Regions from separate parts of the Homo sapiens genome. Here region 1 is linked to region 2. Evidence: chromatin loops called from intact Hi-C (ENCODE). Cell type or tissue: Panc1. All regions are shown on one strand. Links, peaks and the distances in the headings refer to the core of each region. The heading gives the core; the rest is flanking DNA.

The links. A loop is a pair of places that touch in the nucleus more often than their neighbours do. Peaks named below come from ENCODE experiments on the same cell type or tissue, not always from the same donor. Only the 100,000 strongest peaks of a DNase experiment are listed, where the experiment ranks them.
Region 1: a loop joins it to region 2, with 11 times the contacts of the local background. A loop is called at or near these places in 2 of 110 quality-filtered maps.

The regions. Positions count from the first base shown.
Region 1 is chr7:88,541,162-88,544,073 of GRCh38, reverse strand. No RefSeq gene overlaps it. Among named protein-coding and RNA genes, the nearest start is that of ZNF804B, 220 kb to the left of the region's middle. RefSeq lists an enhancer at 2,698-2,912. In Panc1, for the core only: no CTCF peak of the experiment used is centred there; no DNase peak of the experiment used is centred there.
Region 2 is chr7:90,147,876-90,150,787 of GRCh38, reverse strand. The region is part of intron 2 of STEAP2-AS1 (STEAP2 antisense RNA 1); the gene reads left to right. Among named protein-coding and RNA genes, the nearest start is that of STEAP1, 5.1 kb to the left of the region's middle. In Panc1, for the core only: CTCF peaks have their summits at 937 and 1,138 (motif pointing right); no DNase peak of the experiment used is centred there.

The DNA.
Region 1 (2,912 bases), core at 161-2,660, 1.6 Mb after region 2:
GCTGACCCAAATATCTGAGGGAACTAAATGGTTTACAGTCCTAGATTTAAAGAACGCCTTCTTCTTTATACCATTACATCTTTACTCTCAATACCTGTCTGCCTTCAAAGATGCCTCTGACCAAACCATCCAGTTAACATGGATGGTGCTGCCTTGGGGATTTTGAGATATCCTTCATTTGTTTGGACAGGCATTATCAAAAGACCTCACTGAGTTTTCACATCTTCAGGTCAAGATTTTGCAATATGTGGGTGATATATTGCTCTGTACCCCAACTGAGGAAGCTTCTCAGGAAGGCACTGAAGCTCTTTTTAATTTATTAGCTGACAGAGGATATAAGGTTTCAAAATCCAAGGCCCAGCTTTGCAAAACCTCAGTGAAGTTTCTGGGTTTAGTGCTGTCTGAAGGGACCAAAGCATTAGGGGAAGAAAGGATTAAGCACATTTCCTCCTTCCCCCTCCCCAAACCCTCCAGCAACTAAGAGGATTTTGGGGCATTACAGAATTTTGCAGGCTGAGTACAGTGAGATAGCTCATTTTCTGTGTCACCTCATAAGAGAAACTCCATCAGCTTACAACTCATCTCCTAACCTGGGAACCTGAAGCTCAAAAGGCCTTTAACCAGCTAAAGCAGGCCCTACTTAAGGCACCAGCTCTTAGCCTTCCCATAGGAAAGGCCTTCAATCTCTAAGTATCAGAAAGGAAGGGGATGGCCCTGAGAGTCTTAACGCAGACCTGAGGACAAACAACAGCCAGTGGGTTATTTGAGTAAGGAACTTGATTTGGTGGCTAAAGGATGGCCAGCATGCCTCTGAGCCATTGCCCCGGTGGCCCTACTGGTCCCAGAAGCCTCCAAATTAAACTTGGGAAATGACTTGACTGTTTATACCCCACATAATATGGCGGGTTTCCTGTCCTCTAAGGGAAGCCTTTGGTGAACAGACAGCAGTTTCCTTAAATATCAAGCTTTATTGTTAGAGGGTTCCACCATCCAGTTAAAAACTTTCTCTGACTTAAACCCAGACACTTTCCTCCCTGAGGGAGCTGGGAAACCTAAATGTGACTGTGAACAAGTCGTGGTACAGATCTATGCAGCCAGGGAAGATCTCAGGGAAACTCCCCTAGAAAAATCCAGATTGGACCCTCTTCATGGATGGAAGCTCCTTTGTAGAGCAAAGAATCCATAAGGCAGGATATGCAGTAGTCACTCTGAATGATGTTATTGTCTCTCTCTCCAGGCACAAGTGCTCAACTAACTGAACTGACAGCTCTTACACTTGAGTTAAGCAAGGGAAAGGTAGCTAACATTTACACTGACTCAAGTATGCTTTCCTAGTTCTCCATGCTCATGCTACCATTTGGAAGGAAAGGTACTTTCTTACCACCAATGGGTCTTCTATTAAATACCATCAGGAAATTAACAAGTAATTATCCTCAGTTTTCCCTCCACAAGAGGTAGCAGTGATGCATTGTAAGGGACATCAGAAGGGAGTAAATGAAATAGCCTAAGGAAACAAGCTAGCTGATCAGGCAGCCAAGTCAGCAGCAAGGAAGTCTTATGACATCAACACACTTCAAGCCCCTCTACTCTGGGAAGGCTCCATAAGAGAAATCTAGCCTCAGTATTCCCCTGCAGAAATAGAACGGGCCACTTCTCAAGGGTATACCTTCCAGCCCTCAGAATGGCTGTAGTCAGAGGATGGCAAGGTCCACTTGCCAGCCTCCAGCCAGTGGAAAGTCTTTAAATTCCATCACCAAGCTTTTCACTTGGGAAAGGATAAAACTTATCAATGTGCCCAAAGATTGTTTTCAGGAGAGAACTTACTAAGAACAGTAAAACAGGTTGTTAATGCTTGCGAAGTCTTTCTTAATAGTAATCCCATGAACAGACAGTCCCTTCCTCCTCAAATCCAAAGGATGGGATGCTCTCTAGGGGAGGACTGGTAGATAGACTTCACCGACATGCCAAAGATGAAGGACATCCAATACCTCCTGGTATGGGTATCTACATTCACTAACTGGGTAGAAGCATTTCCATAGCATACAGAAAAGGCCTCTGAGGTAGTAAAGATGTTAGTTAATGAAATTATTCCCTGTGTTGGTCTACTTAAGTGCCTCCAAAGTGAAATGGCCCCTCATTTGAAGCAGCCATCACACAGGTAGCCTCAAAGGCACTAGGTATACAGTATCATCTCCATTGAGTTTGGAGACCCCAGTCCTCAGGAAAACTACAGAAGACAAACGATGTCATCAAAAGACACCTCAGGAAACTGTCCCAAGAAACTCATCTTCCTTGGGTTACTCTTCTTCCTATGGCTTTACTGCAGGTAAGAAACGCCCCTTCAAAGTTAGATCTAAGCCCTTTTGAGATGCTGTATGGATGGCCTTTTCTCACCAATGATTTCTTATTAGACCAAGAGACCTCTGAATTGGGCAAGCATGTAAACTCTCTGGCTCGTTTTCAACAGGAATTAACTCAAGTAGCAGAAGCCCAACCCCAAGAAGTAGGACCACCTTTATTTAACCCAGGATATTTGGTATTGGTAAAGTCTCTACCTTCTCTCTCTCCTTCTCTAAGCCCAAGCAGGGAGGGCCTTACACCATTCTCCTTTCAATGCCCTCAGCAGTAAAAGTTACAGGTATTGATTCCTGGATACATCATGCTCAAGTTAAAGCCTGGAAAACTGAGAGAGCAATCCCCGGCAGCCCAGCGGAATGTCTTGGATACCAATGTGAGGAAATAAGAGACCTGAAGCTGAAAATCAAAAGAGATAAGAAAATGAGCAAGGGCTACTCATCCTACTCAGTTCCAGTCATCCATTCAGTCATCCAGTCATCCAGTCTTTGTACAACTGGTTAGTTCCACTATTAAGCCTCCTCTTGCTCATGTGTTTTATATTAATGTTTGGACCT
Region 2 (2,912 bases), core at 135-2,634:
ATTCTTCCCATCAAGAAGAGAGACCTATCTCCTGCCCTGGAACATGGGCAGCACTTTTGACTGTCTCCGTGCATATAATATGGTGGAAGTGACACTGCTTGACTTGTGAAGCTGGATCACAATGGGTTATTGACTTCCACCAGCCTGTCTCCGGGTACAGGTGACTTCATGTAAGAAGTCCAGCTACCCTGACAGAGAGTCCACATGGAGGGAGCACATTGTAATAGACAGAGGTGCCTGAGGAGCCCCGACTGTTCCAGCCGCCAGCTATTTAGGTCTTCCCAAGTCAGGCACCAGAGAATATGAATGGAAAGGCCTTCAAGAGAACTCTAGCCCCAGCCATTGTCTGATTGTCACTGCATGAGGACCAAAAACTGCCTAGCTGAGCCCCATCAACCCCTAAAGAAGTGAAAGATAGTAATGACAAATGCTTGCTGTTGTTTTATAGCACCAAGTTCTGAGTGGTTTGTTGTGCTGCAGGCTCCAAGAGAAGTAACTTTCTGAGAGCACTCAGGAATTTCTTAGTGGAAATGGGGCTAGAATCAATTAACTGCATTTAATGCAGTATTAACCAGACAACTGTGTTGGGTCCTGGGGACCAGAGAAGAATTAACACACAGCCCAAGCCTTCCCCTGGTCTGAGCTTCCTCTTCCCACCTTCATATTCATGGCAGCTTCTTCTTGCTGGGAGTGGGATGGAGGAGCCCTAGGGCTGCTGGCTTCTGGAAGGAACTGGATCCAGGGCACCCTGGCTATTCCCTTGCTCCATGCTGTGTGCAGGTGGCTCTGGCACCAAGAGGTGGCACCAAACCTGCTGCCAGCCTTGGCTTTCTCACCAGTGGGGCTCCGATGAGTTGACAGACTGTGTTTGGAATTGAGCATGGCGGTATTACAAAGGCAAATGGGTACCACACAACCTGCCTGCAGTGTTGCTTTGTTCTGATGAATTACACCGAGTCCCTGGATTCACATTTGGCTGGATTGTCAGGAAAAATATGTGTTCTGGGTTCCAGCTGATCTTTTCATCTAGCTTCTGTCCTCAGGTAAACATTCCCTGTTAAAATTCTAAATGTTCATCTGCTTCCTCTAAAGAGATTGGTAAAAAGGCATAGAACACCTAAGAATCAGTGTTACTTGTAATGAGCCCAGGGCTGCTGCAGGGGGCACCATATACATAGAATACCAGGTGAGTGGGGCCCCCAGGGCTGAAGTATTATGCTCTAGGCCAGAAAAAGGATATTTTTTTTTATTTCTGGGATACAGATAATGTATTTTCACATAACATCCACATGTTTCATGAATTAAACCAACAAATATTTACCAAGTATCCTTTAAATCCTTTAGTATTTAAAGTATCATTTTTTACAAAAAAAAAAAAAAAAATTGAGGGCCAACTTATTTTTGCCTGTCATGAAATCAAAGGCCAATTAAATAATCACTTCCAAATTTATATTTCTGTTTTATAGGTTTTCTTTATTCAAGGCATTCTTGTACAGTAAAGGGCAGGAAAAGGAGAGGGAGAGGGAAAGGGAGAAGAGGAAGAAGGAGGAAGGTGTGTGTGTTGGGAGTAGGGAGAAGCTTTGCAAATGGTAAACCTGGGTTATTATTTGACTTTTGGTTAAAAAAAAAGTTGCATCAAATTAAGCAGTAAGCAATCATGAAGCAGGCAGTGACATGCATAGAGCAGATTTTCCTAAATCATCTTCCCCAGAACACCAATTCGCTAAGATGTTAATAAGCATTTTCCAAATAAAGATTTTCATTTTTCAGATAAATTCAGGACCGGCTGCATCTCCACTCCTGGTGAGTGACAATTCGTTTTAGCATGTTAAAGGCTCTGGAAAATGCTAGGGTAAAAGCAAAATGAAACACAAAACAAGAAGCTTGATTGACTTCCTTTAGCCTGGCACCCCCCAAATGCTGAACTTCTGTTATTGAAGTCGCTGAGGAACAGAGCCCGTGGCACATGTGGAAAATCCTCTGCTGGATGAGGTGACTGTGGGATGGTCTCTGCTAGCTCCCTGCTAGGTCAGAGTGGAGCACTGGAGAAACACCAAACTCCTACCCAGGAGGGAAAAGGTCTGTTTCTCTGGCATCCTGCCTTTTGGTAGGGAGAAAAACTTCCAGTTTGAGTCTGAGGTGAAAATCGCTTTCCCCTTGCATCAAAGTCATGGAAACCCTGATGTGCTGTTATACCCTTCAACATTCCCATCCCTGCAGTGCCTCAGGCTTTTGCAGTTTGCCCTCCTCATGCCCTTTCCTGGATCATGGCCTTCTTTCAGCTGCCATTCCATTTTCACAGTCATTTCCATGCCCCATTTGGCTAACTCACCACTCCCTCAAAAGGAGATGCCCAGGTCAAAAAGCAGAGCTTTGCCCCATGTCCTTCCTGGAGCCTGGAGACTCCTCCTGAGTCCAGAGGGAGCAGTGAGCATGCCAGAGAAGGGCCCCTGCTAGGGACTGCTTCTGCTGTGAACATTTGGGTCCTGTTCCTGTGCTTTCCCACACCTCTCCCAGATGCTGCCGCAACCTTTACATGAATGCTCAGCCTCAGTTTCCTCCCGTCTCAAATGTCCTTATTTCAGGGTTGGGATAAAGAGTAAAAAAAAATATGTTTAGAGTTTTAAGCCTAGTGCCTGCTTGCAATAGGTGCTCAACAAGTAGATGCTATTACTGATCATCACTATTCTTGCCTTATCTTCCCAAAGTGCCTCCATACTGAGGATACAAATGAGGTCAGGTTAACAGGACCAATTTAAATCTCACTGACTGCTTGGCCTCATTTGCACCTGCAGACCTTCACACCTCCTCCACCTGTAAGCTCCAGGCCAGTATTTCTGGGACTCTCCAGAGGGTGTCTCATGGGTATGTAAGAACGAGCCCGCTCTCTGTGCCACGCAAGCCTGCTCATG